Linked DNA regions of Homo sapiens: regions 1 and 3 are each linked to region 2. The links are chromatin loops, found by intact Hi-C in ENCODE. Cell type or tissue: PC-3. All regions are shown on one strand.

What was found. Hi-C counts contacts between places; a loop is a spot of excess contacts. Peaks named below come from ENCODE experiments on the same cell type or tissue, not always from the same donor. Only the 100,000 strongest peaks of a DNase experiment are listed, where the experiment ranks them.
Region 1: a loop joins it to region 2, with 11 times the contacts of the local background. A loop is called at or near these places in 7 of 110 quality-filtered maps.
Region 3: a loop joins it to region 2, with 7 times the contacts of the local background. A loop is called at or near these places in 7 of 110 quality-filtered maps.

The regions. Positions count from the first base shown.
Region 1 is chr1:61,585,646-61,593,645 of GRCh38, reverse strand. No RefSeq gene overlaps it. Among named protein-coding and RNA genes, the nearest start is that of TM2D1, 140 kb to the left of the region's middle. RefSeq lists an enhancer at 3,410-5,885. In PC-3, a CTCF peak has its summit at 4,795 (motif pointing right); a DNase peak (open chromatin) is centred at 4,795; H3K27ac peaks cover 229 bases.
Region 2 is chr1:61,335,345-61,343,344 of GRCh38, reverse strand. The region is part of intron 4 of NFIA (nuclear factor I A); the gene reads right to left. Among named protein-coding and RNA genes, the nearest start is that of NFIA-AS1, 86 kb to the right of the region's middle. In PC-3, CTCF peaks have their summits at 4,736, 4,945 and 6,079 (motif pointing right); a DNase peak (open chromatin) is centred at 5,134; H3K4me3 peaks cover 1,764 bases; H3K27ac peaks cover 1,883 bases.
Region 3 is chr1:60,844,734-60,852,733 of GRCh38, reverse strand. No RefSeq gene overlaps it. Among named protein-coding and RNA genes, the nearest start is that of NFIA-AS2, 120 kb to the left of the region's middle. RefSeq lists an enhancer at 2,771-3,601. In PC-3, a CTCF peak has its summit at 3,952 (motif pointing left); no DNase peak of the experiment used is centred here; H3K27me3 peaks cover 2,658 bases.

The DNA.
Region 1 (8,000 bases), 250 kb before region 2:
GAATAAATTGGTGAGGGGGGAAAAGAGGGAACTGGGGGAATCTTAGAGAATTCCATCTAGAACAAAATAAGAATCTGGCTGGTGAATCCAAATATTCCACCCAGGTTGGCTGTAGATTTTGTAGAGAAAATAGGCAGCGTGAGTGTGTTTGTGTGTGCGAATGTGCATCCATATGTTCATATACTAAATAAAGCATATTGAAGGCCCTCTCTTACGGTGTATGTATATATATATATTTTTTTTTTTTTCTTTTTTTTTTTCAAGAGAGGGTCTCGCTCTATCACCCAGGCTGGAGTGAAGTGGTGCAATCTTGGCTCATTGCAACCTCCGTCTCCCAGGTTCAAGCGATTCTCGTGCCTCAGCCTCCCAAGTAGCTGGGATTACAGGCGCACACCACCACACCCAGCTAATTGTTGTATTTTTAGGAGAGTTGGGGTTTTGCCATGTTGGCCAGGCTGGTCTCGAACTCCTGACCTCAGGTGATCCACCTGCCTCGGCCTCTCAAAGTGCTGAAATTACAGGCGTGAGCCACCATTCCCAGCCTCTTATGGTATATATTTAAGGTGTAAAACATGATGTTTTGATATACATATACATAGTGAAATGATTGCTAGCAAATTAATATATCCATCTCCTCACAGTTACCTTTTTTGGGGGAATGGGGACGGTGAGAACATCTAAAATCTACTCTCTTAGCAAATTTCCAGTATGCAATACAGTATTGTTGTGATTAATTTTTTGAAACGGGGTCTCACTCTCATCCAGGCTGGAGCACAGTGGCACGATCATGGCTCACTGCAACCTTGACTTCAGCTCAAGCGATCCTCCCGCCTCAGCCTCCTGAGTAGCTGGGACTACAGGTGCGTGCCAACATGCCTGGCTAATTTTGTTTTTTGTTTTGTTTCGTTGGTAGAGGCGGAGTTTTGCCATGTTGGTCAGGCTGGTCTGGAACTCAAGCGATCCTTCCACATTGGCCACAATACAGTATTCTTAACTAAAGTTCTCATGCTGTGCATTAGCTCTCTAGACTAATCCTACATAGCTACAACTTTGTACCCTTTGACCTATGTCTCCCTATTTCCTCCTCCTCTCCACCCCAGTAACCACCATTCCATTCTCCGTTTCTATGTATTTGACATTTTTAGATTCCACATATAAGTAAGATCATGCCACAGTTTTCTTTCTGTGTCTGGCTTATTTCACTAATGTCCTTCAGGTTCAGTCATGTTGTTGCAAATGGCAGGGTCTTGGAAGGGACTCTCTTGTCCTAAACTTACCCAAAACTTCCAGATAACCCAGGGATAGGATGACTCCTTTTGGGTTTGAGAATGTCTCTGGAACATGCTGCTTAAAACACAAGAATGGCCTTAAAGGTAAAGCTGGAAAATTGGACACATGTATTTAGCTCTCTTTCTTCCTGAAACCCACTAACACAAAAACAAAGAAAGTGGAAACAAAGAAAGCAGCAAAATGTTGAAAGTTAAAATGCTGTGGAAGACTGGCGACCGGCCTGCCAGACCCCATCAAACTGCACACGGAGCCTGCAGTGGGAAACGCCAAAAGCAACTCGGTTCACATTCAGAGCAGTGAAACAGCGCAGGACTGGTGGCATCTGGTACCTCTGGAGGTGAGAGTGAAGATGGGGCTGAAAAAGGAGGGTGGGTGGAAAGGGTTTTAGAAGCAGTTAGATCTCTCCCCGTGCCCTATCCCCTCATGCCACGCAGTCACATGGCTCCTTCTCCACTGCCGTAAATGGTAGGAGAGATTTATTTTCTAGAGACAGTAACCAGGGGATTTCTGAACTAGAGAAGCCAGAGAGTGCGGAGGTCTGGGAGGATGCTGTACTGAAAACAGAGGGATTAAAGACTACAGAGGAGCAGACTGAATATTTGGGTTCCAGCCTTCTTCTCACACTTGGCTCCCGGAACACAGCAGCCAGGCACACACATTCTTCAAATAGGGGATTGAAGAGTCTTCTCTGGGCATCTGACCAACTCAAGAGGAGAAGCCTAAAGTGAGGGTTCCCTAGAAAACAGTCAAGTCATGTCACTCCCAGTGCCAGGAAGAAAGCTATGTGAAAACGAAGGCAGAGATCAGGGCGATGTGTCTACGAGTCAAGGAACAGCAAAGATTGCCAGCGAACCACAGGAGCAGGGAGAGGCGTGGAACAGAGCCTCCCTCACAGCCCGCAGAAGGAATCAACCCTGCCTCTGGAACTGTGAGACAACACATTGCTCTTGTCTAAGCCACCCAGTCTGTGGTACTTTCTTTTTTTCTTTTTTTTTTACTCGTCGTATTTTTATTTTTTTTAACTTTTATTTTGAGTTCGGGGATACACGTGCAGGTTTGTTACATAGGTAAACACCGGTAACAGGGGTTTGTTGTACATATTATTTTATCACCCAGGTATTAAGCCCGGTATCCAATAGTTATCCTTTCTGCTCCTCTCCCTTCTCTCACCCTCCCTGCTCAAGTAGACCCCAGCGTCTTTGTTTCCTTCTTTGTGTTTATAAATTCTTATCTTTCAGCCCCCACTTACAAGTAAGAGCATGTAGTATTTGGTTTTCTGTTCCTGCATTAGTTTTCTAAGGATAATAGCCTCTAGCTTCATCCATGTTCCTTCAAAAGACATGATCTTGTTCTTTTTTTATGGCTGTATAATATTCCATGGTGTATATGTACCATGTTTTCTTCATCCAGTCTCACTGATAGGCATTTAGATTGATTCTATGCCTTTACTATTGTGAATAGTGCTGCAATGAACATTCGTGTGCATGTGTTGTTATGGTAGAATGATTTACAGTCCTCTGGGTACCTACCCAGTAGTGGGATTGCTGAGTCAAATGGTAGTTCTGTTTTTAGCTCTTTGAGGAATTGCCACACTGTTTTCCACAATGGTTGAACTAATCTACACTCCCACAAATAGTGTATAAGCGTTCCCTTTTCTCCACAACCTTGCCAACACCTGTTATTTTTTGACTTTTTAATAGTAGCCATTCTGGCTGGTGTGAGATGGTATTTCATTATGGTTTTGACTTGCATTTCTCTAATGATCAGTGATATTGAGCTTTTTTTTCATATGCTTGTTGGCCACATGTATGTCTTGTTTTGAGAAGTATCTGTTCATGTCCTTTGCCCACTTTTTAATGGGGTTGTTTTCTTCTTGTAAATTTGTTTAAGTTCCTTATAGATGCTGGATATTAGACCTTTGTGTGGTATCTTCTTACAGCAGGCCTAGCAAACAAATACACATGGTATGTGGGAGCTCATTTCCACATGCTCCATGAAGGAAAGACCTGTGTCTCTGAATCTTCCTCTGAAGGAAGGAGGAAAGGAAAGCAGAAAAGAAAAAAGGGAGGGAAGGAAGAAAAAGGGTGGGTCACAATGCGCCTGCACCTGCCTTGACCCCAGCTGGAAAATCTGCCTGTGAGCAAGGGGGCTTATACTTCTGTATTTAATCCTTATATAACCAGAACATGTTTGTGTATAACATTGGTAGTTGAAAAATAAATACAAACATATATACATATCAAAGAAAAGCAGAAAAGAAAATTCTTCTTCTTTCTCCAAGTCTCCAAATGGGAGAGTAACTGCTTGGTAATGTTGAGGTTAATAAAAAGAATACTGAAGTCAATAAAGGATGAAAAATGTTTCATTTTAATTTGTTTACTCCAACTTTTTCCTCCTGACCAAATAAGATAACTGCTTTGGGGCGGGCCGGCTCTTGTCTTACTTCTTCCTAGGAATTCACAGAGCCAGAGAGACACTGATGGAGGATGTCCTTTCTGGATTTGCTTGAGAACATTTAGAAAAGTTTCCAATGATTGGCCCTAGATGGATGGCGGCAGTAAGGTAATAGCTACCATTTCCACTCAGTTGTCTGGGCTCCAGTACATGATACATAAACCACACGCAGCCTCACTGCGGTTCGGAGGTTAAAAGTTATTAACTGAAATCAATTGAAATAAAAAGAGCCACATCTGCCTTGGTACACAATTAACTTCTCCAGACGGCTTTGGCCTGCACTGCAGGGGACACACACACACACACACGCGCGCGCGCACACACACACACACACGCATGCACACATTCTCACTCAGTAACCCTGGGGGAGAGCAGAGGCAGCTGCGGGAGCCAAAAACCTCCCCAGTCCTAATTAAACCCTCAAAGTTTCCAGGCAACACAGCCAAGGAAAAAATCATTTCCAAGCCGAAGACCCCCAGCCCCCAGCCCCGGCAAAGGAAACGGGTCGTTTGGTTTAATCAGCCCATGTGCACATTCTCTCTCCCCAGGTTGCCAAGACGGGCCTGTACCTAGCAAAGGTATTTGTGTAATCAAAGCTTCTGGAACTTTCCCTGCCAAGGCTACCAATGTGAATAGGCTCCTGAGGTAAAAATGTTCTCCCCGCTGGGGACGGCGCCCTTGAAGTCTACATCAAAATCAAGCCAGGGTCACAGCTGTTGCGGCACCCCACAGTGGAAAACTTGCAAGAAATCCCAGCCTGAACTACTGCTTTGCCTCAGGTCTACAGGAAACAGGCCCCAGAGAAGGGGAGAGAGAGAGAGAAAGAGGAGAGAGGAGAGAGGAGAGAAGAGAGAGAGAGAGAGGGGGAGACAGAGAGAGAGAGGGAGAGAAAGAGAGAGAGAGAGAGAGAAAGAGAGAGATAAACTTTGGGGGTGGGAAGACAAAGCCACTTGAGAACCTTGTCCTCTTCATGGAGACAGTCCACACCCACCCCATTCACCCTCACCTTATGTGAGCTGGGGTTCCCGCAGGTTGGCCAAGAACCACTAGGTGGCAGCAGATTAACTCTTCAGCTGCCAGGATGAGCTGGGGGCAGTTAGGAGCTGAGTATGAAAACTTTGTATCTGTCACTTCCCTCAAAGGAAAGAAAAAAAAATGACTTTTTCTGTACCCCAAAGATCCTTGGCTTGCAGATTAGGTATTGGAGAAAAATCTTTGAGGGGTTGAGATTGCTTCTTGGGTCACCTGTTCTTAGGCTTGAATTAGAGTGAAATGCAATTGTATGTACTCCATGTTGTATAACTTGGATGACACTTGGTTCACACTTTGTTCAAGGGACTGAAAGATCCTTTAAGAAATTTATGCTCACATTCAAATTCCCTTCAACAAATGCTAAATATAAGAATTAATGAGTGTATTCCATTTTCCAGGGACAGTGCTAATGGTCACCTAGATGGCCAATACCCCTGCCCTCTGGGAGTTAATGGGGAAGACAGGCATTAAAAAAAAATAGCATTCTTGCACTTAACCACTTTGGATGAGTCAAGGAATCCAGACTTAAATCTGCTATGGATAAAGAAGAAAAAAATAAGTTAAAGGAATACAGGCTTATGAAAGTCATTTACATTAAGCTTCTGTTACATGGGAAGGTAACAGGTTTTTAGGGCTTAGGTTTTTAGGGTGGCCAGTAACCTAAAATATGGGAGCCACCAGAAAGAAACTTTACCAGCATGGTTTATATATGCTTGCTGTTCAAATGACAAAGAAAACAAATCTTTCTCTTGAGTGTTCTAGCCTCTGCAAAGCATCCCCTTGTTCTACCTATTAAACCTCTGCCACAAATATAAAAATAATGTGGTGTTGATTGGTGTAGGGGGGCAGAAATGTGAAATTGATTTACTTTAGAAAGGAGAGAGATCTACTAGCCACCAGAGGAATAAATCCAGAAAGCGGGGAATGGGGCTGGGGTGAAAAGACAAGTGTTCTTGTAGTTGAGCTTAAGAGAGTTTGGGAGGAATATGGAAAGAGGGAGGAAAAAAATTAGGAGGAGAGAGCCATAAACGTGTGATATATATGACTTGAGAGAGATAGGGAAAGGCAATTTTAAGATGTTTTGCTGTGCATTTGGGATTCCGTTTGATAGGCTTCAAGAGAGTTCAGTAAAGATTAAAATTGCCTTACAATTATTTGTATTTCTTCGACTGGAAAGCCGCCTAAGTCACAAGCACACACTGTTGGTGGAATCAACCCCCTTTCCTTTCCCGTTTGTCTAGGTGGTAAGGTAGGACTCAGATAATTTCTTTCAGGAAAAGCCATCCCAGTGTGTCCAGTAGGTTACACAAAACATAATTAGCATGCTAACCCTCATATGCAATTTCTCATTCCTAATGGGCAGCCTCAGACTTTTTGAATTTTTTTCTGTAAGTTCACCAAAAATTAAGCATCACAGTAAGACAGCTCTCTGATCCGCAGCAACTTGGGATGGTGATATCACACTGTTTTCTTGTATCATCCCCTGTGCTTATGCTGGGTGCATGACAGGGCTAGGAGGTGTTTGATGGAATTGGGGCTCCTAGTGGCCTACTCTCCTAGTGTCTTACTTGAGACAAGAACTGTTATGTCTTGGAGAAACTTATATGAGTTTGATCCTGGGGTCATGACGATCCCACAGGCCAGCCAGTTCATGCTTCCATGCTTGTATGCATACTTTTCCTTCTGCTGGACTCCCCTTACCCTGACCCATCTCTTTGCCAGCCAACCAGACTTCTGGTCTTCTTAGCAAATTCCTACTCTAAAGTGAAGACTGTTGACATGTCCTGGCCTCTGTGAAACCTGCTCTGGCCACTCACCCACACCCTCTTGTACATAACTCACCCCTAGTACAGCTATGTTGTGTTCCTATCTACCTTTCTTATTTTTTTCTTGTTTATTATTATTATTTTTGAGACTGAGTTTCGTTCTTGTCACGCAGACTGGAGTGCAATGGCATGATCTTGGCTCATTGCAACATCTGCCTCCCAGGTTCAAGTGATTCTCTCGCCTCAGCCTCCTGAGTAGCTGGGATTACAGGCACGCGCCACCATGCCTAGCTAATTTTTGTATTTTTAGTAGAGGCGGGGATTCATCACATTGGCCAGGCAGGTCTTGAACTCCTGACCTCAGGTGATCCGCCTGCCTCGGCCTCCCAAAGTGCCGGGATTACAGGTGTGAGCCACCATGCCTGGCCCCTATCTACCTTACTACAGTGAAGACACGAATTATCTTTCCATCTTTGGTGCCCAGCACAGTGCCTGATACGCAGGTGATGCTCAGTATATGACTGGACAAAGAGCTGTTATGTGACTTGTCATTCCATGCTAGGGAAGCCCAGCTCTCGAAAAGCCATCACTTTCCAAGAACTCTACCTAGAATTCAAACTAAAGGAAGTGCCAGGGAATTCAATCAATAACTCATGCTACTGGTTACAATATGTATGTCCCAGTCTTCAATTGCATTCTTGGAAGGAAGCTCACTCAAATTCACAGAAAATGGAGGAAAACATCCCAGTGAAATGACTTTCTGTTCATTAGAGCTGCAGGAATATGGTTCTCAAAGCCTCCGGTAATGGAAATTTCTGTCCCTATACTTCTGTTTCTGCCATGAATTATCCTTTGAATTAAAACATATATATATATATATAAACATATATATAAACATATATGTAAACATATATATATAAAATAGTACTCAATGCTCATTAAAGAAAATTCACAAAATAGAGAAAAGCAGAAAATAACAAAATAGTTTTCAATCAGTCTCACTATTTACATAGTGTAACATTTTAGAGTGTGAATTACTCTCTTACTTATGGAATTTAATAAAAACCAGATGACAGCTAGTGCTGTCTGCTAAAATCAGGGCCAGATTCACTAGAAAACACATAGGTGGATTTCATAGTTGGTTCCTGCAGCCACATGCAGGGAGTGCCTGTGGGCACACCCTGGCAAGCAATACTGGGCGGGGGAGCTGAGTTCCCGGAAAGGGTGAATTAGCACGGTTGGGTGCCTTTGCGTGATCCTTATGGGGCTTTGTACGGTGCCAACCCCTGAAGTCATGACAAGCCTCAGACCATAGTTCCTTCCAGATCCCATTCATACAATTACTAGTCAATCCTCCAGGCTTCAGTGATGGACACGAAGCCCTTCGTAAAAATCAGACCTCCCTAACAGCCTCGTGAGCTTTGTTACCTGTTTCCTAGACTGAACTTGCCTTGTGCT
Region 2 (8,000 bases):
TAAAATAGGAAAAATTAACCGATACATTTTCCCACCCCACTCCGAATCAGGAAGATACTTTATCTTTGACAGATAATTACTGTGAGTTTAATTTGTAAATTAAGTGTATTCAGGCTTTTTATTGCCATAAAATAAGCTCAGTCTTAGATCTCAAGAAACTTAAATATATACCCTGTAGAGGAAAAGGCTGTCTCCTACTTATTTTTGTATTCTCCTCAGTACACAGTGCAGGGTGCTTCATATATTACATATGCACCAAATGTTTACTGAGTTGAACTAAAATTACACGAGCTTGTTAATGAAAAATAGCTAAGAGCTAATATTTATTGAGCATTTATTACATGCCAGGCAATGTGCTAGGTATTTTACCTGAATTATCTCATTTAATCTTTGCATTATCCCTATGGAATATGTATTTATATTATTCTCATTTAGAAATGAGAAACTACGCTGAGAGTTAAGTAACATGGTCAAGATCATGCAACTAAGTAAGTGACAGAAGAAGGGCTTGAATGTAGATATTTCCTAGATATCTGTTCAAAGAAACAGGAGTGAAATTCACATTTCTAGTGTTGCTGTCTTTCCTTTGTCATCAGTTATGAAGGAGATATATTCAACACGTTTAAATAGAAGAATAATTATCGCCTACACTTATGTGGCAAAACTTCTATCTCATCATTCTCCTTCTCGCCTCTCTGCTTTTGCAGGTCTTAAACTTTATAAGCGTCAGCAAGAGTTCCATTGGATGAAGGGCCCTGCCACTTGGTCTAACAGAGCAGTCCACAGAGGGGTTAGCAATGCTGACTGATCTGCATTAGTGCCTTCTGCTTTGGGGGCTGAAATTGATTTTCTGCATTTTAGAGTATCATCATGTCTTAGCTTTTGGTTGAGGTCAAATGTGGTACCTGCTTAGTATCTGATACAGCCTCAGTCATGGGATTAAGTCTTCTCTGACAGGGATGGGATTTGATGGCCTAAGAGGTCTTTTTGCCACAGTGATCTATAAACCAGGGAAGGGCTAAGCTAAACATAAGCCCCACAACCAATAGTGCACTGGGACTACTTGACCATTAGCTATTAGGAAACCAAACCGTATCAACAGAGTCCCATCCCAACAACTGACTAATTCAGCTGTTTACAAAAAAAAAAAATAGTTTTCAATATTTCCACCAATAACTTTCATTTTTTTTCTCCTCCACCTAGTGAAAAATCCTGGGTATTAACATGTACTCATATTAACCACACACTGGATTAGTTCAGTTCCAGTATTTGACCTATGTGTGGTTTTGCTGAATGTGGACTCCACCGGCCCCATTCTAGACATGCTAAGATGGTCACTACCAACAGCCCTTCTACTCGGCAAGAGTTAGCTATGATAATGTACTCCAGCCAAATCTCAATAATATTTGTGGCCCTACTGCAGGGTAATATAGGATTTCTCTCAAGCTTTGGAGGTCACAAAAACCCCTTCTAGTTTTTCAGTGTTACTACTGGATATGAATATCCACCATTAAAAAGTTGAGGCTTATGAGTGCATAAATAAAGGTTTATTAAAAAGCACATTATTAGCTGGGCACACTGGCTCACGCCTGTAATCCAGGCACTTTGGGAGGCCAAGGCAGGCAGATCTCTTGAGCCCAGGAGTTCGAGACGAGCCTGGGCAACATGACAAAACCCTACTTCTGCAAAAAATGCAAACATTAGTTGGATGTGGCAACGCGTGCCTGTGGTCCCGGCTACTGGGAAGGCTGAGGTGGGAGGATCCCTGGGGCCTGGGAGGTGGAGTTACAGGGAGCCATGATTGTATCACCACACTCCAGCCTGGACAACAGAGTGAGACTCTGTCTCAAGAAAACCCAAACAAACCACATTGTCAGTAATGACCTGTAGCATGCTTCTGCCATTCATAGGGAATTTTTGCTCATAATATGAGTGAAAGCAAAATTTTAAAATACTGTAAAACTAAGTACTACTTTTAAGAATGCTGGTACATGGGCCAGGTGCAGTGGCTCACACCTGTAATCCCAGCACTTCGGGAGGTGGAGGCGGGCGGATCACGAGGTCAGGAGATCGAGACCACGGTGAAACCCCGTCTCTACTAAAAATACAAAAAATTAGCCGGGCGCGGTGGTGGACACCTGTAGTCCCGGCTACTCGGCAGGCGGAGGCAGGAGAATGGTGTGAACCCGGAAGGTGGAGCTTGCAGTGAGCCGAGATCACGCCACTGCACTCCAGCCTGGGTGACAGAGCGAGACTCCATCTCAAAAAAAAAAAAAAAAAAAAAGAATGCCGGTACAGATGACCCAGGTGTGGTTTGCCACTTAAAAAGTTGTTAATGTGTCAGTGTTAGATTGAGAATTTTAAAACATTCTGCTATCCACGAGATATCCTAGGAGAACAATTTCTAGAATAATGCAGAAACACAGGCTCTGGCTGAAAATTTGAGGAAAAAGAATCTTCTGAAAATTTGAGGAAAAACAATGCTCAAAACAGAGGAATGAGGTCTACTATTGGCATGCTCTTACTCTATTGGAATTACTAACTCCGTAAGGGTCACTAGAGTGGCTCTTCTAATAATTGGTTGTTAGAACATGAATTCTAAAATTGGCCCTTCTTAATTTATACACGCACACACACATGCATTTTCAATAAATTTACTGATAGTGGTCAGCTCCAAGATTGGCTCTGAGCACACAGTGAAGAACGATCAGGGGCTGAGGCTCTGTTCAATAATCGTGGTGGTTATCATTGTTGAGCATCTACTATGTGGCAGACACTAGACTATCTGTCACTTAACCCTCATTACACTCCTGAGAGGTATTCCTATTTCCAGTACTTGGACTTAGACTCAGCACACAGTTAGGACTTCATAAACATTTGCTCAATGAATAAATGATTGTAACCTAGAAGAAAACACAGCCAAGAGGGGTTAAATATTGCCCAAAGCTATAGAGTTGATAAGTTGCAAAGCTCAATTCCCCAACTCTATATCCTGTACTGTTTTACAATATCATGCTGCCATCTTGAATATAGGTTTTATACTTGACACATAGAAAGCATAACTGATGAATGACCTAGAAATAGATGAACATACGAATAGAGACCATGACAACACATTAGTATGTACATCAAGGGGTATGTTGTGTTTCTCCCCAGTTCAAATCTTTATAATAAGAGTATTCATAGTCTGGTAAATTTATCAGAAGCTTCAGCTGAGAACAGAGATCAAAACGGCCCCAAATTCTGCCATGAGAACTCTCACTGCCAGCTCTAACCAGGAAGATTGTAGGAGTATGCATGTAAGAGAAAGGACTAGACCTTCATGCAGAGCAGTGACTGAAGGATACACTAATGTCATAAGCGTATTCCTGCCATAGTTCTAATTTCAACAGCTCAGTGGTCCATGACAACAGCCAGGGCACATATCGAACACAAGGTATATGCACCTTTTAATTCATAGGGCTGAGTCGGCTGAGGACAGAGTCAGTCTAAGGGTGGGGATACTCTCACCTTACATGGCTTCATTAGGTGAGGAGGGTAGGATAGGAAAAAAATCAAGCTTGGCCACCCATACTGTGAGCTAGGATTCAGAAGAAAGCGTAGTTTGACGACAATTTCTATTACTACCAGTCCATTGCACTTGCTGCCAGCTTTACTACCCAAATATTCACCCCAAACATGTCAAGAAAATTAAAAGGAAAAAATCATACAACAAAACATCCTCCTGAACTAATTCAATTTCAATATTTATTTTGAAAATTTATTGAATTATAGTAGAGGAAGCTGGCTGAATTAAGCCAGCCAGACTGTTATTTTTCTTCCTACGAGTATGGCAATATTTATTATTTTACCTCTCTATGAGGGGTTGATTAAAACTAGAAAATGTAACATTTGCAAAGTCATAATATATTCAGAAGAAGGTGGTTCAGATAGGCAAAATAAAAATATATAGGGGCCAATCAGAATTTTCTCTTCCATAACTTAGATTTTCTTTAAAAACTACATTTGGAAATAGACATTATGATTTTTTTAAAGGGCCACCCACTCTTTTGTCTGCTCCACACTCTACCTTCACTCTAGAAGAGGTGCCATTGACTTCTACAGATATAAAATGTGTGACGTTCATTTTAAAATTACTAGTAGAGCCTGCTATTGACCATCCAATTATGCCGAGTTCCATTTATAAACATAGCTAACCACTAAGTTTATGGAGACTTTTTGTGCTGCTTTAATAGGATATTGATCGAGCACATAGTTTGAGTAGACTGCCATTGAATTGTGTAATGGCAAACAAAAGGCAAGGTCACGGCAACTGTTCATGCTAGGGCTGCAATCTATTTTTTATTATATTCTTTTTGTTTCTTCCTTTAATGCTCGAGCCCAAATGGTTTCTTTTGAAAGAAGATCTTGCTTAAGAATATAAGCTATTTTAAAAATTAATTTCCATGCAATGATCACAGCTATCGTGTTACTTAACACAGGAAAACCAACAGGCCACTAGTTTAGAAAGAAAGTTTTAAATCTATCCCACTTTAATTAAGATCTAAAGTACTGCGAATGTTTAAATGGCACCCCAAATGACTGGATGTCTGGAATTTCTTATCCTACACCCATTTCCTCATTAGTCCTTCTGTGCAAGAACATTTTGTATTTTCAAGTTTGGGCTTGTTCCTACCCAAGAGTTTCGTTTTCTTGTTGTGCCTTGTAGCCGAGTTCATTCTGTCTTAGAAGTTCCACCATGTCAGGTTAGAATATTGCCAATAGTTCTTACTAAATTACTAGCCTGAAAATCTAAGCATCTGAATATGGGTACTTGAAAACGTAACAAGGACCCAGAGACTTCAAAAAGAACTTTAGAAATGAACTGCAATTTGGATGTTAATGACAATTCCTGTGTGAAAATATAGAAAGAGCGCACATTTCTAAGGCAGAAAACAGCCACTAGGGTGCCACCTCATGCCAGGCTGAGGCATATGCCTGGTTCCATTCACTCCCACTCTCCATTGACAAACAACTCAGGAATCCTGTAGTGGACCCGGCAGCTGAGCTTTGTGGCAGAGCCAGGACAATTCAGCTGCCGGATTTTAATAGATTCTGCAGCACTGCAACAGGAACCAAAAATCAGTCCGGGTAACTGAGAGTGGTTTTCACACCCAAAGACTCTAAGGCTGGCCACAGTGTACTGAGAATCCTGGCTTTTCAAAATTCCAGGGCCATGAAGTCATCCTTAGCCACGAAGTTTACTTAACCCTTGCAGCCGGCTTGGGTGTACAAACCGCCGCTAGAAAATTAGAGCCCACCAGGCCAGAGTCACAATGGCCTGTGTGTATTTGCGGTTTTCCTCTTTCCCAGTGAAGTAGTTAGGGTTTCGAAGTCACTCCACCAACTTCAAGTAAAATAGAGTCAGCAATTTGGAAGGAAATGGGCAGAAGTAGTGGATTTTTCAGGAGAACTTTCTGGGTTCCTACCAGGAGTGATATTTGACAGCCTTAGCACTCATACTTTGAGGAAAACACTAGCGCAAAATAAACAAAAGAGTGGGTGCTGACAGAGAGAGCTATCTAAGCAGCATCACTTAGCAGCTAGTAGAGTGGGCTCTCTTTGTAGCAACTTCAAGGGAAAGAGACCAATCTAAAAATGCCTTGAGAAGGCTTTGTTTGAAAATGCAGCATCATGTAAGAGCCATTTCAACAGATGGTTCTTGTCTCTTTCCTCATAGTATTATGCTAAAACAACTTTAGTGATTCTGAACCACATTGTTAACACTTGTAAAACCCCCTTCCCCAAAGCAGAGAATACTTCTCTCTCTCTCTCTGGCACAGCATCTAGTGGTCTGTATTTTCCTCCTCCCCTGGAACAAGGCAATAAATAATTGAGCTACTTTCAGATGGTCCTACCACATGGGGGAAAAACTAGCAAGAGAACAAATATAGATTTTTATGCTACAGTATTTTCTTTGCCATGGAAGCAGAACTTTCCATTCTTGCCTTTCGTGGACTTTAGATGATAATGAAAAAAAAAATTAAAAGGTGGTAGGCAGGAGGCAAGGAGGAAAGGGGAGTTCACGGAAGATTGCAGCTTCAGTTGGCCAGCAGGAGTCCCTGATTCCAACAGGTTCATGTATCTGATCAGTATAATTCAATGGCAAGCATCCTTGTTGCCTCATCCCTCACCTCTGAATTTGTGAGGCTAAGCCAGCAGCTTTCTCCTGAGTTTCTCTGCCATTGCCACCTTGGTAGTAACGCTATTAAAAACAACACACTTAGGACATAGTTATTTCAGTGAATCCACATGAGGAAATACTGAAATAGCACCTCCCTCCTCTCTTACATTTAAAAGGAAGAAAATGAAAAACAAAAACTAACTGGAAACCTAGTGTAAGTAAATATTTGTATTAGCAAATTTAAAAATCGAATACTAAAGATCCAGAAAGGGAGAAAAATCTCAACCTAAGCCATCATTAATGATGACTGTGAAATTTTCAGCCCATGTAAGTAGTCATAATTAGGTATAATTGCAGGGGACTGGATGGGGCTGGGATAGATAACAGAAGGTTAAGAAGAAATCTGCAAAACAGTCAGAGATTGTAGGACACTGAGACCATCAAAAACATCTAAGTGAAAGGCATAACTATGGAGAGAGTAAAAAGATCAGTGGTGGGGAGTGGGAGGTAATGAATAGGTGGAGAACAGGAGATATTTAGGGCAGTAAAACTATTCCATATGATACCATAATAGTAGCTACCCATCACTATGCATTTGTCAAAACCCACAGAATGTACAAGAGTGAACCCTAAGGTAAACTGTGGACTTTAATTATTAATTATGCGTCAATACTGGCTCATGAATTTTAACAAATGTACCACACTAACAAACGATGTTAACAATAGGGGAAACTGTTTTGGAGGAGGGGTATACGGGACTTCTGTACTTTCTGTTAACCTAAAACTGTAAACCTAAAAAACTGCCCTAAAAAAGAATAAAGTCTGTTAATTAAAAACAAACTCACACCTAAAAACAAATCCAGGAAAAAAAATTAATTAAGTATCTTACTTGCTTTGGTTTACATGAAAATAGTTTTAACCTTTTTTTAATGCACAAATTAATAAGCTAAAAGTGTATCAAATCAACAAGAACTGATTATTCAATAAAAGCACAGAATCCTTGGATTCTATTTAGTTCTATAATGCAATTATAGGAGAGGTTTTGATGAAAAGGTAGGCAGTCAGCTAGCTGAGTAGAATAAAGGAAAAAGAGCAAGTTGCTTAACCTCTTGGAGCATCACAGACTCCATCTATAAAAAGGGACAGTAACACCAACCATGGGAGGATTGAATGAGATAATGCTTACAAAGTACCCAGCACAATGCCTGGTACATGGTATATGCTTGATAAATGCTAGCTACTCTAATTTTTCATATTATATGACATCACACTCCTAACAGGGCTAACATCATGTGTTTAATCACCTTTTGTGCCAGTTAGCTTATTTCTTTTTTTTTTTGAGATGGAGTCTCGCCCTTGTCACCCAGCCTGGAGTGCAATGGCATGATCTCAGCTCACTGCAACCTCCGTCTCCCGGGTTCAAGCGATTCTCCTGCCTCAGCCTCCCGAGTAGGTGGGATTACAGGCGCCCGACACCACACCTGGCTAATTTTGTATTTTTAGTAGAGATGGGGTTTCTCCATGTTGGCCAGGCTGGTCTCGAACTCCCAACCTCAGGTGATCCACCCGCCTTGGCCTCCCAAAGTGCTGGGATTACAGGCATGAGCCACCGCGCCTGGCCAGTTAGCTTATTTCTATTCGAGGATACAGAATGCACCCCAGGTCCACTCATCTGCAAAAAGCATCCACCATAGTTCTGAAACGGTTGCTTCTCTTTTCCCACATGGGGGAACAAGGAAGAGGGCAGCCTTGCAAGGCAATGCTGAGGGATTTCAACTCCAGCATGCGGCTTGAGTGTTAAGCCTTTCAGGAGGGTGCGTAGGTGACGAAACCTGAG
Region 3 (8,000 bases), 490 kb after region 2:
GTTCATTTTAGTATTATTTGAAGTGGTGAACAAATTTAGAAAAAAATCTTCTGCATGGCATGACTACTTCAGAGCATATTATGTAGTCATGAAAGAAAATGTTATTTACAAATGGAAAATGCTTATGCTATAATATTGTGAAAAAAGCATGAGACAAAATTGAACATACAGAATGAGCACAATTTGGTGAAAACCCAACAATCTGTTCTTTAAGAGACAGAAGACATATTCCAGTGTTAAGAGTTGTTTATATAATTGGTAGGATTATAAATTTTTTCTCCTTTTTTGTTTCTGTGCAATTTCAAATGTTCGTTTAATTAATGTTAATAAATAATAAACAATGTTAACAAAAGTTCATTAATAAATAATGAAAACAACTTTGATATTAAAAAACCATTGAAACTGGAAATCTATTGGCTGGTGATTAGGCTTAAAAACTCCCTCTCCTTCCATAGCTCATTTGTGGGTACCTTCATCTGTTTCCTTTTATGGTTATCTGGGTGTTTTCCAGATTAGGCACAAGAACTTTAATGAAAATGCAAAGAACACTGAGCTGGGAATCAGGAGATGTGGATTGTAGCCAGGGCCATGCCATTAACTCACTGTGTGCTTCGGGGTGAATCCATTTTCCTCCCAGGGCCTCAGTTTCTGTGTCTATAAAATGAGGAGCTCTGGTTCCCTCCCACCCAACACAACTCAACACACACAGTTCTACTTTTATGGTTTTGTTATTGGGTTTACTGGAAAATTTTAAGTGAAAAATTATTCCTCTGTTAGTTAAAGTTTGAAAAACCGTTGGAATGGATGATCTAGATTAGTATAGATGACTAACTGCTTTTAGATTGTAGCTATTGTTTATATCTCTCTTTAAAAATTTATTTTTTATTGTGTTGAAAAACATAAAATCTACCTTATTAACCATTTTTAAGTGTACAGCATAGTATTGTGAACTATATACACATTGTTGTACAGCAGATCTCTAGAACTTTTTCATCTTGCATGACTGAAACTCTATGACCATTGATCAGCAACTCCCCATTTTTTCCTAACCCCATCCACTTTGAGGTTTTTAATTACCGATCCAATTTTCTTACTAGTTATAGGTTTGTTCTTACTAGTTTAGGTTTGTTCTTTTTATTTCTTCAGCATTCAAACTTGGTAGGTTAAATGTTTCAGGAATATCCATTTCTTCCAGGCATATAATTTGTTGGCATATAATTTTTGTTAGTTATATCTTACAATTATTGTTATTGATGTAGCATCAATTGTAATATTTCCTCTTTCATTTTTGATTTTATTTAGGTCTCCCTCTTTTTTTCTTAGTATAGCTAAAGGTTTGTCATTTTTGTTGATCTCTTAAAAAGCCAACTCTCAGTTTCATTGATTTCTTTCTGTTGTTTACTATTCTCTATTTCTGTTATTTCTGTTATAATCTTTGTTTTTTCCTTCATTTCTGCTATCTTTGGTTTTAGTTTGCTTTTATTGTTCCTTATAGTTCTTATAGTTCCTTAAGATATAAAGTTAGGTTATTTATTTGAGATCTTTCTTCTTTTTTAATGTAGGCATTTATCACCACAAACTTTCTTCTTAGTATGACTTTTGCTTATTTGCATAAGTTTTGGTGTGTTGTGGTTTTGTTTTTATTTGTCTTAAGATATGTTCTAGTTTTCCTTTTAATTGCTTCTTTGGTCCCTTGGTTGTCCAGAAGTATATGATTAACTTCATGTACTTGTGAATTTCCCAGTTTTCCTTCTGTTATTGATCTCTAGTTTTCATTCCATTGTGGTTGGAAATTGGTATGATTTCAGTCTTTTCAAATGTGTTAATACTTGTTTGGTAGCCTAATATGTGATCTATACTGGAGAATGTCCATGTGAACTTGAGAAGCATGTGAATTCTGCTGCTATTGGGTGGAATGTTCTTTATCTGTCTATTGGATCTATCTGATTTATAGGGTTGTTCAAGTTTACTCTTTTCTTATTGATTTTCGGTCTGGATGTTCTAGCCATAATTGAAAGTGAGGTATTCAAATCTTCTACTATGATTGCATTGCTGTCTGTTTCTCCTTCAGTTCTATTAATATTTGCTTCATGTTTTTGGGTGCTCTGATGTTGGGTGCATATACATTTATAGTTGATTTATCTTTCTGGTGAATTGGCCCCTTTTTATAATTATATGATGTCCTCTTTTGTCTACTGTGTCAGTTTTTGACTTAAAGCTTATTTTTTCTGTTATAAATATAGCTACCTCTGCTATATTTTGGTTACCATTTTCATGGAATATATTTCTTCTATCCTTTTCTTTCAGCCTGCATATGTCTTTAAATCTAAAGTGAGTTTCCCATAGGCAGCATATAGTGAGATCTTGATTTTTAAAAATCCATTCAGCCACTTGATGTCTTATGATCGGGAATTTAATCCATTTACATTTAAAGCAATTACTTATAGAGAAGGACTTAAGATTGACATTTTATTAATTGTTTTCTGTCTTGTAGCTTTTTGTTCTTTTTCTTTCTCTCTTTGTGTTGTCATTTTGGTAGTGACATGTTTTGAATCATTTCTTAATTTCCTTTATGTATCTTCTATGTGTATTTTCTTTGTAGTTAACATGATGCTTACACAAAACACTTATAGTTATAACAACCTACTTTAAGCTGATAACAACTTAACTGCAATCACATACAACTTTACTCTTTAACTTCTTTCTCCTTCACGCTTTGTGTTAACTCTTATACTATAATTAAAAGTGATTTATGGACCACCATTACAATATTCTGTATTCGTTTATAGATTTACCTTTACCAGCAAGCTTTATACTTTCACATGTTTTTGTGTTGCTCTTTAGCATCCTTTTCTTTCAACTTGAAGGACACTCTATAGCATTGCCTGGAAGTCTAATGGTGAGGAACTCCTTCAGCTTTTATCTGGGAAATTCAGTGTTTCTGCTTCATTTTTGAATGTCAGTTTTGCCATATTCTTTTTTTTTTTTTTTTTACTTTTAGCACTTTGAATATATTCTCTTATTTCCTGCTGGCCTGCAAGGCTTCTGCTGAGAAACCCATTGATATTCTTATGTAGAATCCTTTTCATATGGTGAGTAGCTTTCCTCTTCCCACTTTCAAAATTCTCTCTTTGTCTTTGACTTTTGGCAATTTGATTGTAATGTAGACTTTTACAAGTTTATCTTAATTGGGATCCTTTAGGCTTCTTTTATCTGTATGTCCATTTCCTTCCCCAAATTTGGGAAAATTTCAGCCATTGTGTCTTCAAATAATCTTTATGCCATTCTCAATCTCTCTCTCTCTCTTTCCCTCATTTCCTTCTGGAATAGCCATAATGTGTAATTAGTCTGCTTGATGGGGTTCCATAAGTCCCTTAGACTTTCATCATTCATTTTCATTTCTTTTTCCTTTTGTTCTTCTGACTAGGTAATCTGAAATGATCTGTTTTCGAGTTTGTTGATTCTTTTTTTCTGCTTCATCACTTTTATTTTTGAACCCCTCTAGTGAAATTTTCAATTCAGCTCTTGTGTTTTTAAGCTCCAAAATTGCTGTTGTTTATTTAAAATTTTTTCTCTTTGTTGATATTCTCATTTTGTTCATTTACCATTTTTCTAACATCTTTGTGATGGTTATTTTGAATTCTTTGTCAGGTACTTCATATAACTCTATTTCTTTAGGGTTGGTTACTAGAGATTTATTTTGTTCCTTTGATTGAGATATGTTTCCATATTTCTTTATGTGTCTTGTAACTATATTGGTATTCATGCATTTGAAAAACAGCCATCTCTCCTAGTCTTTACTCACTGACTTCATACAGGGAAATAACTTCACCAGTTATTTCAGCTAGAGGTTGTGAGGGCCTCTCACATCTTTTCTGGAGATGTGTTTTCTCTGGTTTCTCCCAATTAGAGAGGTTTGCAAGTTGTTTTTTTCAGAGCTTGTAATCTCTTGCTCCCTCTGGTGTCTATCTGTAGTATTATAAGTTTTCTGGTGCAACCACAAGCAACTGAGTTTTTAGGTTTTTTTTTTTTTTGGTCCCTCTGGCCCTAAGCAAACAAGGTATGTTGGTTTCCCATTAGGACTCTGAATCAGATGAGGCAAAAACTCGTCCCTCAGGAAGCCCCCTGAAAAGGCAGAATGCTAGACACACATACCACCCTCCTGTTTTTTCCCAGGGAAAAAGCCACAGCTAGGTGCTTACTCTTGATTACAACAAGCCCTGCTAATTTCTATCTGTGATATTACAAGTTCTCTGGCACTGCCACAAGCCGCTGACTCTCTTTTGCTCTCTGTGGCTCCCAGGCATCCAATGTATGTCAGTTCCCATGAATCTTCCGAGTCAGGTGAGACAGAAACCAGTTCCTTGGGCAGCCCCTCAAAAGCTGAAACTTTGAACATACATTTCATTCTTTTCTCTACCTGTCACAAAAGAAGCTGTATGTTGGGCTTTTCCTCCCAGAGATGTGCTGGCTTGGGGGAGGGGCTGACATAGTTAATGAAATAAATTTCTTATCCATTTCAATGCAGCTGCTCTTGGCTTTGAGATTGCCTGGGGGTATTGTGACTTCCTAACTGATTTCTAGGTTCTCATAAAAACTTTTTGTCTGTGTATTGTTGTTTAGTTAATGTTTCTGTTGGGGAATGGGGTCTGGGGTTTCCTATTCCCCCATCTTGATGATGTCATTCTTCTATATCTCTTAAATAATGAGAAATTAAAACTTGCTCACTCCACACTCATATGTGCAAAGACACACACACACCTTATTATCCTACCTATGGCCTCCTTTTTATTTACGCAGTTCTCCCCCTAATGTATCCTCTCTCTCAGCGTTGCCCAGCAAGTATGCCCCAAGGTCCCATGAATAGATTTAATAACATCTTTAGACCTAAGCCATAGGAATCCCTGCTCTAGACCTTGTATTGAAAGATAATACATACCACAAATACAAAAAGACAGATTTATTTAAGAGCACATGGGCACCTCTGTCACTCAGGATCTGTTGTTGAGGGCTGACATATGCAACCGTAAACATTTGTTCTTACAAGTAACATCTTCTGGACCTCAAAGAAAAACTTTTTTTTTTTTTTAAATATCTCTTAATATACGTCCCTGAAACATGCTTTAAAGGTTTGTGGTTTGTGTCATTGCCAATGTTGAAGCTAGTCCCTATTTTAGAATGTGGGAAATATTTGAACAACTGAAGCATTTAGGTAAAAGAAGAGGCGAATTAGTCAATTTGTCCAATCTTTCTTTTCAAAAAGCTTTAATATGGATATTCCTGCTCAATAAAGAATCACTTCCCAGTGACATATAGGGTACTTTCTCTTGCTTCTCTGTCTTCTGGTTCTGGAGATACATCAGTTGGTATGGTATTTATAGGAGTTACAGGTGGCAGATGAAGAACTATTAACTTTGTAATAGTTAAAATTTATATTACCCTGAAATTTATATATAGGAAGAAGTAACATGTACGATGTCTGATACTGATTCTTCACCTTTCTATTAAATCTGGTTACTGTTTTTAAAATGGTGAAAATCATGAGACAAGTGATAATTTATACAATGAAATTATAATAGTTTGTAAAGCTTTCTATGATAGTGATAATTTATCATATGTAATCCCACTATAATGTTTGCATATTCTACCTAAAATTTAAAGATCTTTCTAAATCTAAGATAATAATCTAATTATTTTAATAATTTTATTGATAATGCCAGTTTCTCCTGCCTCTGAAGAGTGAGTTTTCTCTAAACTGAAATTAGTATAAACTTACCTAAGAACTACAGTGACTCAGGAATAATTGTGTAATTTGGTGTTACTACTAAAGGAACAAAAATTATATGACAATCTTGATTATAATAGCATAAATTTTTTTTTGCCAAAATGAAGGAAAGAAAATTTTGTGGAATTAGTGTATAGCAATTTATAAATTATGTATTCCTTTATTTTAGTAGTCAACAAACATCAACCACTTATTAGTAGAACAGTGGTTTATTTTCAGTGACATAAAAATAATAGCTTCACACATATTTTTATTTTTGTTTCTATTAAAGTATATTTGTCAATGTAGGGATATAGAAGGCAGTTTATGCAACAGTTTACTAGTTTGATTATGAATTTTGAATTTAGACATCCAGTATATGGACCTCTAGCTATACTCTTGTCCTGAACCCATAAAATGTTTGAACCTGGTCTGAATAGGTTATGGCATGACAGCCAACATTTATGACTACTGTGACACTGAAAGTGTCAATGAGCAGGTGTCTGGAAACGTGGAGCTGTACTTCAACATCCTGCTGATCATATCTATGGAGCTGTTTGAGGGTGCTCTAGAAGTGCAGTGCTCAGCTCAAGGAACATGAGTGAGGGGAATAGGATATGGTTGAGGGTCCTGGTATGGCATCTTCTTTTTGTACCCTTTGAGTGGCCTCAAGCAAGCTGCAGAATTACTACTCTAATCATGCGAGCATATTTATAGCTTCATCACTGTTTAAAATACTGGGTTTGAGAAAATTTGACTTATATCTATACCAATTCACATTTTCTTTCTTATTTTTTTAAGTTCCGGGGTACATGCGCAGGATATGCAGGTTTGTTACATAGGTAAACGTGTACCATGGTGGTTTACTGCACCTATAAACCCATCACCTAGGTATTAAGCCTAGCATACGTTAGTTATTTTACCTAATGCTCTCCCTCCCCCAACCTCACCCCCCGACTCCAGTGTGTGGTGTTCCCTTAGCGGTGTCCACGCTTTCCTATTGTTCAGCTCCCACTTATAAGTCAGAACATGCAGTGTTTGGTTTTCTGTTCCTGTGTTAGCTTGCTAAGGATAATGGCTTCCAGCTCCATCCATGTCCCTGCAAAAGACATGATTTTGTTCCTTTTTATGGCTGCATAGTATTCCATAGTGTGTATGTACCACATTTTCTTTATCCAGTCTATCATGGATGGGCATTTGGGTTAATTCCATGTCTTTGCTATGGTGAATAGTGCTGCAATGAACATATGTGTGCATGTATCCTTGTAATATAATGATTTATATTCCTTTGGGTATATACTCAGTAATGAGATTGCTGAGTCAAATGGTATTTCTGATTCTAGATCTTTGAGGAATCACCACACCACCTTCCACAATGGTTGAACTAATTTACATTCCCACCAACAGAGTAAAAATGTCCCTATTTATTCACAACCTTGTCAGCATCTGTTGTTACTTGACTTTTTAATAATCACCCTTCTGACTGGCATGAGATGGTATCACACCGTGGTTTTGATTGCATTTCTCTAATGATCAGTGATGTTGAGTTTTTTCATATGTTTGTTGGCTACATAAATGTCTTCTTTTGAGAAGTGTCTGTTCATGTCCTTTGCCCGCTTTTTATTTATTTATTTTTTCCTTGTAAATTTGTTTAAGTTCCTTGTAGATTCTGGATATTAGAACTTTGTCAGATGCATAGGTTCCAAAAATTTTCTCCCACTCTGGAGGTTGCCTGTTCACTCAGATGATAGTTTGTTTTGCTGTGCAGAAGCTCTTTAGTTTAATTAAATCCCATTTGTCAATTTTCACTTTTGTTGCAATTGTTTTTAGTGATTTTGTCATGAAATCTTTGCTTGTGCCTATGTTCTGCATGGTATTGCCTAGAGTTTCTTCTAGGGTTTTTAATAGTTTGGGGTTTTACATTTAAGTCTTTAATCCATCTTGAGTTAATTTTTCTGTAAGGTGTAATGAAGAGGTCCAGTTTCAATTTTCTGCATATGGCTAGCCAGTTCCCACAGCACCATTTATTAAATAGGGAATCCTTTCTCCACTACTTGTTTTTGTTAGATTTGTCAAATATCAGATGGTTGTAGATGTGCAGTCTTATTTCTGAGTTTTCTATTCTGTTCCATTCGTGTATGTATCTGTTTTTGTACCAGTACCATGCTGTTTTGGTTACTGTAGCCTTGTAGTATAGTTTGAAGTCCAGTAGTGGGATGCCTCCAGCTTTATTCTT